Linked DNA regions of Homo sapiens: region 2 is linked to region 1. The links are chromatin contacts, found by POLR2A ChIA-PET in ENCODE. All regions are on one chromosome and are shown on one strand. Each heading gives the region's core, a stretch centred on a gene start or an enhancer-like site at or near the end of the contact. The rest is flanking DNA. Distances are from core to core; before and after follow the strand shown. Region 1 overlaps ADK (adenosine kinase). Region 2 overlaps KAT6B (lysine acetyltransferase 6B).

The links. ChIA-PET counts read pairs that join two places held with the same protein, here RNA polymerase II (POLR2A).
Region 2: POLR2A ChIA-PET joins it to region 1 with 18 read pairs in AG04449. The contact joins two enhancer-like sites. POLR2A ChIA-PET finds 5 or more read pairs at or near these places in 4 of 52 experiments (AG04449, GM12878, IMR-90 and 1 more).

What each region holds. Positions count from the first base shown.
Region 1 is chr10:74,290,228-74,294,577 of GRCh38, forward strand. All of the region lies in intron 3 of ADK (adenosine kinase), which reads left to right. Among named protein-coding and RNA genes, the nearest start is that of ADK, 140 kb to the left of the region's middle. Within about 2 kb of position 2,829, at least 8 of the 41 ENCODE cell types and tissues checked have a DNase peak (open chromatin) inside an H3K27ac peak, as active enhancers do.
Region 2 is chr10:74,888,724-74,893,349 of GRCh38, forward strand. All of the region lies in intron 3 of KAT6B (lysine acetyltransferase 6B), which reads left to right. Among named protein-coding and RNA genes, the nearest start is that of KAT6B, 64 kb to the left of the region's middle. Within about 2 kb of position 2,513, at least 3 of the 41 ENCODE cell types and tissues checked have a DNase peak (open chromatin) inside an H3K27ac peak, as active enhancers do.

The DNA.
Region 1 (4,350 bases), core at 1,579-4,078:
TGCTTCTTTATACTCTTCCTGTTTTTCACTCTGACTTACTGTGTTTATAATTATCTTGGGTTAGTTTTTCTTATTGCTCATTTGGAAAAACTATCAGTACTTCTGATTAGTAATTTCAGATGTTTTTATATTTTAATTTTGTATGCAAAATAAGTATCCGTGATATTTTAAAAATATTTACTAAGTATTTCCCTAGTCTTTCTCTAAAGGGTAATCTCAAATGAAACAACTGGAACTGGATTCTCATTTGTTTAATGACTGAAGAAGTCTTCCAATTACTCTACAAACCATTGATAACTTTTGTTATTTGTGACCAGTATTCATCTAGTAAGATGTTAAATGCTTTTATGAAAGAGACAAGTGTTTTACCTAAAGAATGAGAAAAAAAAAACCCTAATTTTTTGTGAAGTTTTCTCCTTTTTTGCTGAGTGCTTAAAGAAAAAAAGTTTATGTTGTTTTAGGTTTTTCTTCTTGCTTATCACCCTAGGAACTAATTGTGTTACTTTTTAAATGTTTAAATTTAATTTTTCCTGTCCCTTCCCCATGCTTGCTAATTATGTTTTTTAAAGGTGACCCTTTAAGATGGCTCTTATAGAATAAAGAGAGACACTGAATTTTCTAATCTTGTGGAAGAGGTTATATTTAGCCATTGGTATTTTAAGTTGGAGCACTTCATTCTACTGTGCCTTTAGTTTATGAGTCATCTGGAGAAAATGGGCTGCTTCTTGCTTTTAGGAAGAGTCTGTAGCAAATAATAATAATAAGTGCTATGGGAGATTTTTTGCCAAATAATTTAAAATGGAAAATGTTTTGTAATATATTTTATTGCCCATATGTAAAATACGTACTAAAGAATATAGGAGTTTTTGGCTCATTATTATCTTTAGCTCATAAAAATAAACAAAAGAGGCTGGGTGCGGTGGCTCACGCCTGTAATCCAGCACTTTGGGAGGCTGAGGTGGGCGGATCACGAGGTCAGGAAATCAAGACCATCCTGGCTAACACGGTGAAACCCTGTCTCTAATAAAAAATACAAAAAATTAGCCGGGTGTGGTGGCAGGCACCTGTAGTCCCAGCTACTCGGGAGGCTGAGGCAGGAGAATGGCGTGAACCCAGGAGGTGGAGCTTGCAGTGAGCTGAGACCGCACCATTGCACTCCAGCCTGGGTGACAGAGTGAGACTCCGTCTCAAAAACAACAACAACAACAACAACAATAACAACAAAACCCTAATGTCACATATAACAAAAAGAAAGCATTTTCTACCAAAACATTATATAGATTGTTATGAGTTATAGGTAAGTGGAAAGCAAGCATAAACCATATGAAATTATTTTATATGCAGGATGTACAGCAGTGGTCAAATCTTAATGATAATTGTCAGTAACTGGGGAGAATATTGTGATTATTGAAGTATTGATTTTTTTTCAAATATTTTTATATTACATGTGGTAACTTTTTATAATCTTGTTTTATATCTACTTTAGTATGATAGCTTTACCATACTAGATATTCTATGAGGGGTAGACAGTTGGCAAAGGATGTGATATTGATTCTAATTTTGGCTACCTTTGTATTATGTGTATCATAATGATTTCACGCTTCAGTTTTCTCATCTGTACAGTATTTTGTTCTTCGTGACTTTTCTTGCAGGAATGAAAGGAGGTAGCATGGAACAAAGAAAAAAGTGTATCATATTGTAAAACAGGAAATTTTAAAGTCCTAGAGTTCAGATTTTAAATCCAAGATGTCATTTTTGAGGTAAATTTGTCAGGTCTCCCTGGGACACAGAATGACTGCATCACTAGAATCATGAGCCCGTGGGATTGTTTTTTTCTTTTTCTCAAATGTATTTATTTAACATCTCTCTCCCTCTCTACTTACCTACCTGCCTACCTACCTACTTACCTCTGTTGTGAAACTTTTGGGAGCTCAGTATTGTCTACTATACCAAGAATACCAGTCCTTTACTCATTTTTTTGCATTACAAAGATCATATGGAATATACTGGAGGGGAATTTAGGTCTTTTGGTTCTGTGTTAGAAGAGCCCATTTTGTTTTTCCCTGCATGTGGTAGTCGGTGTATAGGCCTGTTTCTGTGATGGGAAGATGACACCTTTTGTCAAATCTCTATCCTTTTTGTATGTCAAGGAATCATTTCTTTGCAGTGAAGTAGAGTGTGCCCTGTAGTATAGCACTCTGTGTCCTTAGTCATAGCAATATTGGAGGATTGGAGAGTTAATCATGTTTGAGAAGTTAGGGGACTTGTTCTTTCAGCATCTATTTAATGAATCTGCTTGTATTTTTGATATCCTAATGTGTCCCAACACTGAACTCCTAATCTTTCCTCTAAAACCTGTTCCACCTGCAGCCCTCTCTATTTCACTTGATGGCAGTTTTATCCTTCTCGTTATTCAGGATAAAAACCTGAGACTCATTCTTGTTTTTCCTCTTTCTCTTATATCCCACATCTAATCCTTAAGGAAATTATACTGGCACCACTTGTGAAATATATCCTGAAATCTGATCACTTATACCATCTAAATCGCTAAAGTCATCTGTACCCCCACCTCTCTTTTGTGCCACCATCATCCTTTGCCTAGATTTTTGCAGTAGCTTCTTAGTTACTTTCTTTCCACCTTTGCTGCCTTCAATATCTTGTCAGCACAACAGATTGGCGGACATTTTAAAAACGTAAGTCAGATAATGACACTCTAATAAAAATGAGAAAGGTTTAAAAATAGTAAAGATAGGAAGCCTGGACAACATGGTGAAACACCATCTCTACAAAACTAGCTGAGTGTGGTGGTGCATGCTTGTGGTCAGCTACTCAGGAGGCTGAGGCAGGAAGATTGATTGAACCTGGAAGGTTGAGGCTGCAGTGAGCTGTGATTGTATCACTTCACTCCAGCCCCCGTGACTGATTGAAACCCTGTCTCAAAAAAAAAAAAAAAAAAAAAAAAAAAAGGAAATATTATTTGCAGGTGAAATGGTTGTATTTAGAAACAAGAACATTTAAGTGGCAGGTAGTTACAGAATTGATACACACAAATATATTTTTTATACTTTTGTATGTTTAAAAAAGCCACAAATTACAAATTATGTTAACAGCAATATAAAAAGAATGAAACATGAGTGGGGTTTATTCTAAGCTGAGTTGTTCAAAATTAGGGTATCTATTAACATAATTTACGATGCTTCTCAGAGGGTTTCTGTTGTTCACTCAGTGACTGCAGACCCACTAGTACTAATGAACTACTCTCTTAACTTGTTATTGAACTACACCTTCTCCAATGAGTCTGAGTCTTTAACATTGCATACTCTTTTAATCTGCCTTGGGGTACTATATAGAGCTTTCTTATATCTTATAGTTACTCTTTTATTAGAGTTAAAATACTTCTTTATGTTAAACTTCTGTTTACCTTACTCTGTGATTTATATCTTTTGATTAGAAAAGACTAATGTACCATATTAGTAGGTTTTTGGATAAATTTTTATATTATTTTCATAGATGCTAGAAGAGCATTTGCCAAAATTCATCATTGATTCTTTTATTAACTTTTTGTGAATTAAAGTATAACATACATAGAAAGGTATAAAAATCATAAGTGTACAGCTGAAAGAATTACTGCAAAGTAAACATACTTGCTTAACTACCATTTAGTTCTAGAAATAGAACTTGGCCAGCAGCCCAGAAGCACCCCTCACCCCCACCTTCTTCCCCAAAGGTATCTTCTGTCCTGACTTCTAACATTGGAGATTACCTTTGCTGTTTTAAACTTTAAATATATGGAATCATATAGTGTGTACTTTTTGTCTCTGGCTTCTTTGGCTCATCATTATAAGCTTTATCCACATTGTTGAACATAGCAGTGCTTTTGTTCATTTTCTTTTCCATGTCCTATTCCATCATATGAATTTATCTCAGTTTATTTTTATATTCTACTGTTGATGATGAATATTTGGGTTGTTACTAGTTTGGCCATATTACAAATAATGTTGGTATGTGAACATTCTTGGGTGTGTCTTTTGGTGCTCATATGCACATATTTCTTTTCTTTCTTTTTTTTTTTTTTTGAGATGAAGTCTTGCTCTTGTTGCCCAGGCTGGAGTGCAATGGCACAGTCTCGGCTCATTGCAACCTCCACCTCCCGGGTTCAAGTGATTCTCCTATCTCAGCCTCCCAAGTAGCTGGGATTACAGGCACACGCCACCATGCCCAGATAATTTTTGTATTTCTGGTAGAAATGGGGTTTCACCGTGTTGGCCAGGCTAGTCTTGAACTCCTGACCTCAGGTGATCTGCCTGCCTTGGCCTCCCAAAGTACTGGAATTATAGGTGTGAGCCACCA
Region 2 (4,626 bases), core at 1,263-3,762, 600 kb after region 1:
TACACCTGAACACATGCTCATTCCAGCACTGGAATGGTGAAATATTGGAATGATTAAATGTACAGTGGTACAGCCAGCATATAGAATGCGATACCTAAAAAGTGTGTAAGAGTGTGGTATAGATCTTTATGCAGCTGATGTGGGAGGCTCTCTCAGATACGTTTTTAGTGAGAAAAAATATAAAATTATTACATTTATATTTGTAAACCTCAAAATTTATATGTATTTGTAAATTCTAAAACATGCTTTTCAGATTTTTTAACATTTCTGAAATCAGCGTATCTAACAATTGGTGACATAGTTTACTAATTTAAACTCTTGGTGAAGCATAGTGCACATTACAAGTGATAAGATCTTAGATTTGATGAAGGATGATATGTAAATACGTGGATAAAGGACTCTAAGACAGACATGGGACGAGATTGAGGAAGTGTCAGTGGAGACTTTGTCTGTGTCATCTATGTTGTCAAATTTTTTTTACAGTGAAATTATATTCCATTATTGTGTAACGAAAAATTTTAAAAATACATATTTATATTTTTTAGACAAGATATAATTTTAGACAAGATAAGGTTGCCTGGATGTCTCTGATGTCTGATCCATTTCTCTACTTGGGTGATTATGCTTGATATTCAGCTTTGAGAACTTTAAGGCCTGGATGGTTGATAGAGCGTTCAGCTTCATTAAGAAGTTAAGTAGCTGTGAAGATTCAGTGGGAGAGAATTGAGAACTGAGGTCCAAGAGAAGGGAGGAGCCGAACTCCAGAATTCAGGGCCAGTTGCCTCATGGGGACCTTTGCATCTGTGTAAAGAGGTTGAAATTCTCTCCCCACAAGGTGGTGCCAGGCTTTTTATACTGGACTGGGCATACCCTGGAGCAAGGCTCAGTGGATGGGAGGCAGAAAATAGATCAAATCAAGGAGCCTTATCCAATGTCATTGAAAGGAAAATTCATTGTTTTGGGAGAGAGCTAAGCCCTAGTGGGAAAGAGCCAAAGGAATAAATGGGCTTTTAAATCTGAGGAATTTACACAAGGCAGGCAGGAGATGACCTGCCATAGGTTGGAGGCAGGCTCTGCTTGGATCCTGTGTAAACAGGGCATAGTGTGAGTGTCTCCCCATAAGTAAAAGCTGTGTTGTGAAGATGAACTCACAGTTTAGTAGTGACTTTTTGACCAAAGATGACTCTTCAAGAAGGGATAAGGTGTATGGAGTATAGCTCATTGCCAGGACTGTGGGAGGCAGAGGAAGGAGAGGACACTTGGCCAAGATGCCATTTGAGCTGGTCACTGTAGGAAAGGGAGAATTTGGACATGTAATTTTTTTTTTTTTTTTAAGACAGAGTCTCACTCTGTCACCCAGGCTGGAGTGCAGTGGTGTAGTCTTGGCTCACCACAACCTCTGCCTCCTGAGTTCAAGTGATTCTCCTGCCTCAGCCTCCCCAGTAGCTGGGACTACAGGCACATGCCAGCTGCCTGGCTCATTTTGTATTTTTAGTAGAGATGGGGTTTCGCCATGTTGCCCAGGCTAGTCTTGAACTCCTGACCTCAAGTGATCTGGCCTGGACATGTAATTTTTAAGGAGATATTCAGAAGAAAAGGGAGGTGAGCCCACCATTTACAAATGCACACAGGAGGCCGGGTGTGGTGGCTCACACTTGTAATCCCATTACTTTGGGAGGCTGAGGCAGGCAGATTGCTTGAGGCTAGGAGTTTGAGACCAGCCTGGCCAACAATGCAAAATCCCGTCCGTACTAATAATATAAAAAATTAGCCGGGCCACTGCACTCCAGCCTGAGTGACAGAGCAAGACTCCGTCTCAAAACAAACAAACAAACAAACAAAAATACACACAGGAGAATGTGAGGAGCTGAGTAGTACAGTTTTCTCGGAGTACACGTCTATTAAAGGGAAGCAGTAGGAAGTAAAATAGAAAAAGGTAGGCTAGGGCCGGACCATGAAGAGCTGAGAATGCCAAGTTTAGAAATTTGACCTTGAGTCAGTGAACTCATGTTTTACATTTAATCTTTTGGTTACCAATTTTTTTTTGTACCATCATTGGTTTGATTTTTAAAATACAGTCACTTTGTTTTCTAAGGATTTTATGATATATGTTCAAATCTTGAGTTAAAGGTAAATAGAACACAGTTTGGGTTTTTTTTTGGCATATAAATGGTTGAATTTCAAAATTATATTTGTGTTACAAACTTTGTTTTTACTCTCTGCCTTCCAGCATTTGCAAATAACCATTTCTCTTTCAAAGGAAATTCTAGTATGTATTCCCATTCAATAAAAGCAAAGAGCTGAGCTCTATATGAATAAGAGGTAAAATTGAACATGAAAATTACTGAGCAAGATTAGTGGGGGATGAAATGGATGAACATTGGGGAAAGCTGTGATCCTTGTTACCTTTGCTATAGTGCAATTTGGAATGGCTTCTTTATTCCTGGCAATTCCTGACAGCATTTCTTTTAAACCTGGCCACCTTTCCATTGCCAGCTCGACCTTGATGTTAGCTGGTGCTGCTACTGCAAGGGCTGCCTTTGGCAGGAAGCCTTCAGTCAACTTTCTGGGCTCTGGTTTTGGCTCTGCACATGCCTTGCTGAGAAGACCTTAAGAATCTGAAATGTGGAGGGTCATTTTGGGGTAGGGAAATGTGGTGGCAACTCTTGAGTTTTCTGCCACGATGTAACTTAACAGATCCTCTTGTTTTTCCTTAAATGGTACAAGGGTTTGCACCGAAATGGTAATTCATCTGTGTCTGTGATGCTTTAAAAAATAACAGTTTCACTAATGTGTCACAACATGTATTATTTATCATTTTAGTAAATGGATATTTTAACAAGCAACAATTTGCAAATTTAAGCATGGCAGTTAACATGATCTGACATTAAAAAATTAAATAATCTCCTGCCATCTTTGTTATCAGCCTTGCATTAAGGATTTTAGCCCTTCTGGGAGCTTTTATTTTTTTGTTGACTCTGACTGATGATGGCAGATTGTGGTAGTGATCAGAGCTATGCTTTTATAAATTATTTTTTAGTTGGAACAATATTGGCATGTAACGTGGACTGGCAGAATTAACATTGTTTATCATTACCAGTGTTGTTTTGACAGATATTCTCAGTTCTTTAAGGAAGCAGATAGGGAATGTCTGTAATGGACATCTGCTGTCCACTATAGGTTGCCCAATAATGAGTCCTGGTAGGTTCTACCTTCTGCTGTGGAAGCCAGCAGAGTTCAAATGGGCATTTTCTGTTCTTGCCTCCTAGGAACTGCAGGGGTGGACATGCTTCTTAGGCTTAGCCTGTTGACTGCTTCCACCTGGAGTTTGAATCTGAACAGTGTTAGAAAATGCAGGGACAGGCTGAGTGTGGTGGCTCACGCCTGTAATCCCAGCACTTTGGGAGGACAAGGAAGGAGGATCACTTGAGCCCAGGAGTTCGAGACCAGCCTGGGCAAAAAAGCAAGACCCAGTCTCTACACAAAGTAAACAAATTAGCCAGGCATGGTGGTGTGCACCTGTAGTCCCAGCTACTTGGGAGGCTGTGGTGGGAAGATCCTTTGAGCCTAGAAGTTTGGGGTTGCAATGAGCTATATTTGCCCCACTGCACTGCAGCCTGGGGGACAAAGAGAGACCCTGTCTCCTATAAAGGCAGCGACAGTTAGTAGTGGCACTAGAGTTACTAAAATTATCAAGATTTTCTTCCTGGATAGTCCTGGTTGCACACATCAGTGTTACTATAGGTGGACTTAGCCTTTACTTTTGTACATTTCGCACTGATACCTCTAACCACCTTTTGTGCACATAGCAGCTATTATACCCCCCATAGCATAACCAACCTGTGTAAGAGAAGAGTATAAGTCAGTTGCTTGCAAGGAACTCTTAGGGGTAGGGAGCTCTTGCCTGGGGGAGGTGGGGGTTTCTCCTCTTTCTGTCCTCCCCTAGTCATTAGAGAAAGGCCTCAAGAGAATAACTCAGAGATTACGGTTGAATTCAAGAGGGTAGATTGACATCTCATTGAGCTGCACAGAGGTACCAGCCAGGTGCTGCTGTGGGATTAGAATGGACTCCTGAGAAAGCGTTCTTGAGTGAGTGTGGTGTGGCTTTCCTGGAGTTTGGGGATGTCTGTGAATACAGAGGCAAGTATCTTCCTCTCATCTGAAAGCCCCCCATGTGGCTGGAGCTGCCCCTGGGGACAGTGTATGGAGAGAGGACAGCAAAAACGCTTGACATTTCCTGTGGGCCTGGTGGTCTACATGGAGGACAGCTGGCCTGAGTCTTTTTGAAAGACTTGTCCTGCCTGCGAAGGCTGCCTGCCAGGGCTAGGCCCGCAGCAGAAAGAGGTTGTGGGTGAACCACAGAGGCAGGAGCTGAGAGGAGACTGAGAGCTGAGTCAAAGGGCACCCGTTGCCTGCATCAGGCAGCATGGAGGTCCCAGCAAAGGGGTCTCACTAGAGAGAGCTGGCATGTGGACTCCTGCAAATGGTGGAAGATATTTTACAGGCTGCAGGACTGGACCACAGAAAAGTGGGCAGACCTTTCCCTTTCCTCACACTTGCCGCCTTTCATTCCTTGGACCCCTCTCTTTTTCCTCACTGCTGTTCTTAGGGGAAAAGCTTGACATT